Linked DNA regions of Homo sapiens: regions 1 and 3 are each linked to region 2. A link is a contact called in ENCODE Hi-C or POLR2A ChIA-PET data. All regions are on one chromosome and are shown on one strand. The core of a region is the stretch at or near the end of the contact, and the rest is flanking DNA. Distances in the headings are between cores, read along the strand shown.

Region 1 (2,700 bases), core at 186-2,685, 290 kb after region 2:
AGCACTTTGGGAGGCAGAGGCGGGCAGATCACCTGAGGTCAGGAGTTCGAGACCAGCCTGGGCAACGTGGTGAAACCCCATCTCTACTAAAAATACAAAAAAATTAGCCGGCTGTGGTGGCGTGCACCTGTAATCCCAGCTACTCGGGAGGCTGAGGCAGGAGAATGGATTGAACCCAGGAGGCGAAGGTTGCAGTGAGCCAAGATCGTGCCACTGTATTCCTGCCTGGGTGACAAGAGTGAAATTCTGTCTCAAAAAAAAAAAAAAAAAAATGCCTGGAAAACTCATTACAGAAGTTTCCACTGTAGTAAAATTTGTTGAAATAAGTTGCACTCAATCATGTAAAAATGTGGCTCCTTGGGACTATCTGAACGGAATGTTGTAAGTGAAACACCCTCACCATAGTCACTATCCTGTTATCAAGAATTCTGGATCTTAAGGAAGTGCTTGTTTTGTCAAAAATGTGACACTAAGACTTTTCACCCCTATAGAAAAACCTCAACCCTGGCCTGGCGTGGTGTCCCACCCCTGTGATCCCAGCACTTTGGGAGGCCGAGGCCGGTGGATTACTTGAGGTCAGGAGTTCAAGACCAGCCCGGGCAACATGGTGAAACCCCGTCTGCACTAAAAACACAAAAATTATCTGGGCTTGGTGGCCTGTGGCTGTAATCCCAGCTATTCGTGAGGCTGAGGCTAGAGAATCGCTTGAACCCAGGAGGCGGAGGTTGCAGTGAGCTGAGATCGCGCCATTGCACTCCAGCCTGGGCGACAGAGTGAGACTCCGTCTAAAACAACAACAAGCAACAACAACAACAAACTTCAATTATGTTTGGAAAGAAGTGCTAATTTAATTTGGCAAAGATGAAGACAGCAGTCATAAAGCAAAACATTCGGTCTCAGGTTGGGTGGATTCCCACCTAGTTGACGAGGCCAGCTGCAGATTCAGGTGGGATCACCTGATGATCTTTATCAATGCCATTTCTTTCTCTGGATCCTTATTACTGACATTAGCAAGGGCTTTCAGCTGCCCAGAAGATGTTCTTTGCAGACATTTGCTCTCCCGGGCTGCCAGCAGGCTTTACAAATTTAAAACTTTCAGTGTAGGAACCCAGCCTCCGTCGTCCTTCCCCTCCAAAGTTAAGAGATCTGCTCTAAGGGTTCCTGAGGGGTGGTCTGGGGCCATGGGAACAGGATCAAGGCCCCCTGAGCGCCGGGCCTGGCTTCTGTGGCTTCGCAAACTTTTCAGCCTGTGTGCCACGGCGACGCGCAGCGGCTGAGTCGGAGCCCACGCGGCGCGCGCCTCCCGCGAGGAACTTTTCGGCTTGTAGGCTGCTTGTCACTCTCGCTTTCCGACGCGCCTCCCCCTGGCTCGCGCTCCCGGAGTTCCCTCCCCTCCTGGCGAGGACCTTTCCCGGCGCCCGCGGCTCCGATCCCCGCCGCGCTGCGCCCGCTCTCCCGGCCCCGGCTGCCCCGCTGAGGGCTCCCCTCTCCCAGGCACCGCAGCCGCGCCCCCGCGTCCCGCCTCCCGAGCGGCTCGCTTCGCCCGATGCCCCGGCCCCGTCCCGCGCACTGAGCGCCTGGCAGCAGGGCGCCGAGTCCCGGGGCGCTGCGGGGCGCTGCGCCGAGAACGGCCGGGCCTGAGCCCTGGGCGGCCCCCAGAGCCGATCAGAGCGCGGGGAGGCGGGGGCGAGGAGGAGGGGACCCGCCGCCGGGGGCTGGCTGCTTCGCTCCGAGCCGACTTTTCGCCAATGGTCCAAAGGGACATGTCCAAGTCGCCTCCCACAGCGGCGGCGGCGGTGGCGCAGGAGATCCAGATGGAACTGCTAGAGAACGTGGCTCCCGCGGGGGCGCTCGGAGCCGCCGCACAGGTAGCGAGAGCGCGGCGCCTTCTCCTTCCTTTGTGAGCCGCCGGGCAGGGCACCGACCTCGGGTTCTCCCGGCGCCTCCACTGCAGGGATCTCTAGCCTCGCACCTCCTCCCCTCGTCGCCTGCCCACCCTCTGCTCCTCTCCTGGCGCCGGGGACCCTGCCCCTTTGCGCCTTTTCCTGGCTCTGCCTCGGCTTCCATTTTTCTCTGCTTCCGAAAAGCCAGTGGGGAAGGGCGGGGGAGACCTGCCAGTCCTCCCAGACTTCTCCCGGGTTGCTCCAGCTGGCCCTCCTCGCCCCTTCCCGGGAGAGGCACATGGAGAGACATGAATCAGGGGAGTGGACTGGACCTGCTGAAGATCGTGAGTCCGGGTGGGCGGGAGGGGGCCCGCTTCCCGCAGCGCTTTCTACGATGCCGACTCTCCTGGCCACGCTCCGAGCCGGGGTGGGCGTGGGTGTGAGGATGATGGGGTGCAGGTGGGCAGGAGGGGAGCGAATATGGGGGTGCCCTGCCGGATCCCCCCAGAGCTGCCCGGACCACGCTGCGCACCTGGGGCTGACAGCTCTCCAGTCCCCTCGGGCACTTGCCAAGGTTTGCCTGTCCCACCTCATGCCTTTCCCTTAAGAAGCGAGTGAGCTGGGGACAAGAAAGTTTTTATTTTTCCGTCTCCCCTGAAATGTTAGCCATTTCAGGGATCTCCAGGATCCCCTTTCTCTCCGTTGAGTGTTTGCGGTTTCTGGAAAAAGTCAGCTTCGCTGCAGGTTGTTGTGAAATTGGAGATGTCAGTTGTAGGCGCTGGGCAATGACAAGGTGGTTTTTACGTTTTTACGTAAG
Region 2 (2,700 bases), core at 37-2,536:
AGATTGTTTTTATTCTACATAAATTGGCATGGATCAAAGGTGAACCAAAATTCAGATTTGATTTCTTGAATCCCTCTCAACTGTCTAGCAAAGTCAAATTTTCAAGAGGATCACTGAAGCAATGGACAGAAACTTTTGGGTCAAGGATGAAATTCGCCTGTAATGAATACTCATATTGTTTCTATGGCACTATATATGTACATGGCCATATATATAGTGCCATATTATAATGGTGTATATATATATCCACCAAAGCTCTCATCTGACCAATTAAGCCATATATATGATTATGCATGTATATATAAAAAGTTATTATAAGCCATATATATGATTACAAGAGATGTAAAAAGAGATATATATGTATGTGTGTGTGTGTGTGTGTGTGTGTGTGTATATATATATATATGTAAAAAGAGATTGTAGCCCCGTATATATGTGAGAGATATATATACACCAAGTAGATGCAGATCTACTTACAGCTACGGTGGATTAGGTCTGGAAGCTGTACTTGGGGAGCTACATTCATTTTTTTCAGTTTACATGGAGCTGTCATATGAAATGATTGCTTTTATGATTGAAATATGACCTCAGTGATTGAAAAATGTTATCAAATTTATCTTTTATTAATAGATGGTAAACACAGTGATTAAGAGGCTGAGTTTTGCTGTGTGACTGACTCCTTTATTTGCAAAATGGGAATAAGAGCTGTACTTAGCTCACCTGTGGATATGAGGTTTTTTTTTTTGTTGTTGTTGTTGTTTGTTTGTTTGTTTTTTAAGACAGAGTCTTGCTCTGTCACCCAGGCTGCAGTGCAGTGGTGCAATCTCAGCTCATTGCAGTCTTGACCTCCTGGGTTCAGGCCTCCCAAATAGCTGTGACTAAAGGTGCGTGCCACCACGCCTGGCTAATTTTTTGTATTTTTGGTACAGATGGAGTTTTGCCATGTTGCCCAAGCTAGTCTTGAACTCCTAAGCTCAAGCGATCTGCCTGCCTCAGCCTCCCAAAGTGTTGAGGTTACAGGCGTGAGCCACTGTGCCAGGCCCAGGATATGAGTATTAAATAATGCATGTGTGGTACACAGTTCCCAGCCCATATTTATTGTTCAATAATTTTTGTCATTGTGGTTGTTTATTTTTGTCACTGTGGCTGTTATTTTTGTCATTGTGGTTGTTTTTATTGTGATGGATTGAAAGTTTAAGAACATATTAGGTGTTAACTATCCAAAGAGTAGACAGAAGAAACCAGAAAGCAGCATGCTTGGAGGAGGTGAAAGGTCAGTGTGGTTGAAATCATGAAGTCAGAGCCGGAAGGGTGGGTAGGAACTGAGGTTCAAGAAACATGAGTTGTCTCGGAGGGGTAAAACCAAAGTGGCAATTTATAAATGTTACTCTGGCTAAAGGCTTACGTGTCAGATTGCACTGGGCTGAGACCAACTAGGATATGAGGAGTTAAAGACAGACAATACAGAAAACATTTTATTTATTTATTTATTTATTGAGACAGAGTTTTGCTCTTGCTGCCCAGGCTGGAGTGCAATGGCACAATCTTGGCTCAATGCAACCTCTGCCTCGAGAGTTCAAGCGATTCTCCTGCCTCAGCCTCCCGAGTAGCTGAGATTACAAGCGTGCACCACCACATCCAGCTAACTTTTTTGTATTATTAGTAGAGACAGGGTTTCACCATGTTGGCCCGGCTAGTCTTGAACTCCTGACCTCAGGTGATCCACCCGCCTTGGCCTCCCAAAGTGCTGGGATTATAGGCGTGAGCCGCCGCGCTTGGCCCAGAAAACATTTTTTTCAAGATGTTTAGCAGCGAAGGGAAGGAAAGGAGAGGTCCTTTTAACATGAAATCTCAAAGGAAAAGAGAGGGGATAGAATCTGAAATAAAGTGGAAGGTTGAGCCTCAGATCCAGGGGAGCACTCATCAGTAGAAATAGGAAGAAGGCAGAAAAGATGACTGTGGTTTCATGATGCTTTCAAGTTGGTGTGTTGGGTGCAGGAGATTTTTCTGGATGGCGTATATGAACTTGATTAATTTGAAGACAGAGCTGACTGCAGGGATTGATGAAGACGCTGCATGCGGCCGGGCCCAGTGGCTCACGCCTGTGATCCCAGCACTTTGGGAGGCCGAGGCAGGCGGATCATGAGGTCGGGAGATCGAGACCATCCTGGCTAACACGGTGAAACCCCGTCTCTACTAAAAATATAAAAAATTAGCAGGGCGTGGTGGCAGGCGCCTGTAGTCCCAGCTACTCAGGAGGCTGAGGCAGGAAAATGGTGTGAACCTGGGAGGTGGAGCTTGCAGTGAGCCAAGATCAGAGCCACTGCACTCCAGCCTGGGCAACAGAGCGAGACTCCGTCTCAAAAAAAAAAAAAAAAAAAAAAAAAAGAGGCTGCATGCAAACCTCTTGCGAGCACCGTCATCCAAGGACTTACAGACATTTTTAATTTCTCCCTGGATTCCTCTAAACAATGGCTTGGACATCTCAGATATAAAATCATATTGCGGCTCCAATCACTTTTTACATGTTTGTAGCTAGAGTCAAAATTACTGTTTACATATGAACATGTCAATTACCTTTCCTTTCAGTAGATGCCGTTTTCTCTCAATAACCTTGGATCTTAATTTTCCTCCTCTGAGGCACAGTTACAAGAAAATAACATCAAAGTCCAAAATTGGCCGGGCGCAGTGGCTCATGCC
Region 3 (2,700 bases), core at 80-2,579, 340 kb before region 2:
TTGCTTCTCCACGTACTTTACCTTTCTGTGCTTGACAACATCCTTTTAACTTCTGTACAGAGAGGGGACCCAGCCTGCTGGAGGAAAGGCCCAAGAGAAGTCGCTGATCCCAGCTAAGGGAAGTAGACATGTAAGCCCCAAAGAGAATGCTTGCAATTTACAGACTAGCCAGAAATTTACAGCTTTTATCAAACGCATTCAAATACGTTTGAAAAACAAGAACGTCCACAGTCCGGATGGGTGATCATGAGTTATATCAGCCCATCTGCGTGATCATCACACTTCTGATATGACTCATTGTCACTTCAGAAAGTATTTGTTATGGTTTGAATTTCTGCATCTGTTTCTGGAAGTTGTAGGGGGAAAAGTTGAATTAACTTTGAATTATCAATACTACTGCAGAAAACTAAAAAATGATTTGCATTTATTTTATCTTATTTTTATTTTTGAGACAGGGTCTCACTCTCTCACCCAGGCAGGAATGTAGTGGTGCCATCACAACTCATGCAGCCTCAACCTCCTGGGCTCAAGCAATCCTCCCACTTCAGCCTCCTGAGTAACTGGGGCAACAGGCACGCACCATCACGTCAGGCTAATTTTTTTTTTTTTAAGAGATGTGGTCTCACTATGTTGCCCAGGCTTGTCTCGAAGTCCTGGGCTCAAGCAATCCTCCCATTTTGGCCTCCCAAAGTGCTGGGATTACAGGTGTGAGCCACTGTACCCAGCCAAGGTTTGTGATATTTTAAAACAAGGGCTAATACAAATTACTTGTAAAACAAGTCTCAAGTATATTTTTAAATTCTAGATTGGTTTTCTCCTTTATTCCCCAATCCTAGTGCCACTTCCAAGGCTACATATACTCACAGAATTAAAATAATTATAATATCCATCTAAAGAATATTTTTAATAGCATGACTATCTTGCCACATTCAGACACAAACAAGCTTATTACACATCTTTAATTTTATTACTTAAGTGCTCACTTGCCCAGAATTGCCCCCAAGAATTCTGGAAGTTTTTCCAAGAGGAGAGAAAACTGTGAATCTGATCAGTCCTGACTTTCATTTTCATTGTTTAATGCTGCTGCCAGATAGTTTCTTGAAGACCCTGTGTCATTGTCTACTCTGGTTTCCAATGATCCTACTGCTCAGACCGTGAAGTTTCTTAAAAGGAGAAAGATCCCTCTCTCTGTGGTACTTCACAGCAGGGCCCTTATGACTATAGTTCTTTTATTTGCATTCACCTACTCAGTGCCCTAAGCCCATGCAGACTAGCAGAAGCAGGAGCAATTTCCAGCCTCATCCAAAGGTTGCCCTGAAACCAACAAGCAAGGTCCTATGTTGATCCTGGCCACAAGCCCAGACAATCCCTTCCTGATATGAGTTCTGTCTTGGAAATTCCTGGTATCCATGCAAGCCAGCCTCAGACATTAGTCAGCACCACCTCAGTTCTCAAAGCAGTTCTTCAATAACAGAAACAGTAATGACATTAATACTTAAAAGCCTGTTCTAAGTACTTTGTTCATTTAATTCTCATAGGAATCCTTTCAACTTTTGCCACATTTTTCTGATGAAGGAATGGAGCTATCAAGAGATTAGGTAGCATAGCTTGTAACTGGCGGGAGGATTTGAACCTAGGAAGGCGGACTCCAGAGCCGGTACTTGTAACCACAGCTCCCTTAAATTCCAAAGGGAAGAGATTGAGGTCTCTGTTTCCTTGGAGGTTCCCGGAGCCCTGTGTAAGAATGTCCCTCCTGTCTACTTCCCCAAACCCAATACTTTAAAGATTATAGAGCAGAGACTTTGTCAAACAACAAATAGTATTGCATGATCCACTCCACAGAGCAGTTAGGCACCTCCGTGTCTGGGTAGACAGAGGCCACACAAGTGATCCTTCCAAGAATGAAAAATAAAAGTCACTGTCAAAGGTGATTTTTGGTCTCCATCTGAGTGAGAAGTGTCTAGAAACTTTTAAAACAATGGTTTAGGTTTTTTTGTTTGTTTGTTTTTTGTGGGGTTTTTTTTTTTTTTTGAGATAGAGTCTTGCTCTGTTGCTCAGCAGGTTAGAGTGCAGTGGCACAATCTTGGCTCACTGATGTAACCTTTGCCTCCTGGGTTCAAGCCTTTCTCCTGCCTCAGCCTCCCAAGTAGCTGGGATTACAGGCATGACCCACCACACTTGGCTAATTTTTGCATTTTTAGCAGAGACGGGGTTTACATCATGTTGGCCAGGCTGGTCTCAATCTTCTGACCTCAAGTGATCCTCCCACCTCGGCCTCCCAAAGTGCTGGGATTACAGGCATGAGCCACTGCACCCGACCCAAAACAATGGTTTTTAATATGGCAATCATAAAACTTGCATCAGGGGGAAATGACATCTTTATTTTCACTATCTGTTCACTGAAATCTAGCATTTTCTTCACTTATAAATATTGGTAACAAACTGTAACAGTATTAGCAATACCTGTGGTTTTATGACCACTTGAAATCACATATATTTTCATATCACAGCAATTTGCAGATATGTCAGAAGATCACTTCTACCTACTCACTACTTTGAAATTCTGCTAGTCACAAGACTAACATAACTAAATCTTATGTTCAGATGCCAATAAAGAAGCACCTATATTGCTACATTGCAAATACATTTTTAATAGTTTGGTAACTACATTTCTTTTTTTTTTTTTTTTTTGAGTTGGAG

Evidence for each region. Hi-C counts contacts between places; a loop is a spot of excess contacts on that map. ChIA-PET counts read pairs that join two places held with the same protein, here RNA polymerase II (POLR2A). Pooled maps may share reads with other maps.
Region 1: a loop to region 2 is called in a pooled map of left cardiac atrium, with 2.1 times the contacts of the local background. The contact joins the promoter of CACNB2 here to the enhancer-like site in region 2. A Hi-C loop is called at or near these places in 2 of 168 maps with a recorded cell type or tissue (esophagus muscularis mucosa and left cardiac atrium) and 10 of 50 pooled maps. POLR2A ChIA-PET finds 5 or more read pairs at or near these places in 4 of 52 experiments (AG04450, BJ, OCI-LY7 and 1 more).
Region 3: a loop to region 2 is called in a pooled map, with 4 times the contacts of the local background. The contact joins two enhancer-like sites. A Hi-C loop is called at or near these places in 1 of 168 maps with a recorded cell type or tissue (natural killer cell), 3 of 37 single-sample maps with no recorded cell type and 3 of 50 pooled maps.

The regions. Positions count from the first base shown.
Region 1 is chr10:18,138,989-18,141,688 of GRCh38, forward strand. CACNB2 (calcium voltage-gated channel auxiliary subunit beta 2) reads left to right here and starts at 1,436. Exons shown (of 14, transcript NM_201596.3): 1 at 1,436-1,868. The coding sequence starts at 1,749.
Region 2 is chr10:17,853,210-17,855,909 of GRCh38, forward strand. All of the region lies in intron 8 of MRC1 (mannose receptor C-type 1), which reads left to right. Among named protein-coding and RNA genes, the nearest start is that of MIR511, 9.5 kb to the left of the region's middle. Within about 2 kb of position 1,287, at least 2 of the 41 ENCODE cell types and tissues checked have a DNase peak (open chromatin) inside an H3K27ac peak, as active enhancers do; they include natural killer cell, where a contact is called at or near this core.
Region 3 is chr10:17,511,247-17,513,946 of GRCh38, forward strand. No RefSeq gene overlaps it. Among named protein-coding and RNA genes, the nearest start is that of ST8SIA6, 58 kb to the left of the region's middle. Within about 2 kb of position 1,330, at least 11 of the 41 ENCODE cell types and tissues checked have a DNase peak (open chromatin) inside an H3K27ac peak, as active enhancers do; they include natural killer cell, where a contact is called at or near this core.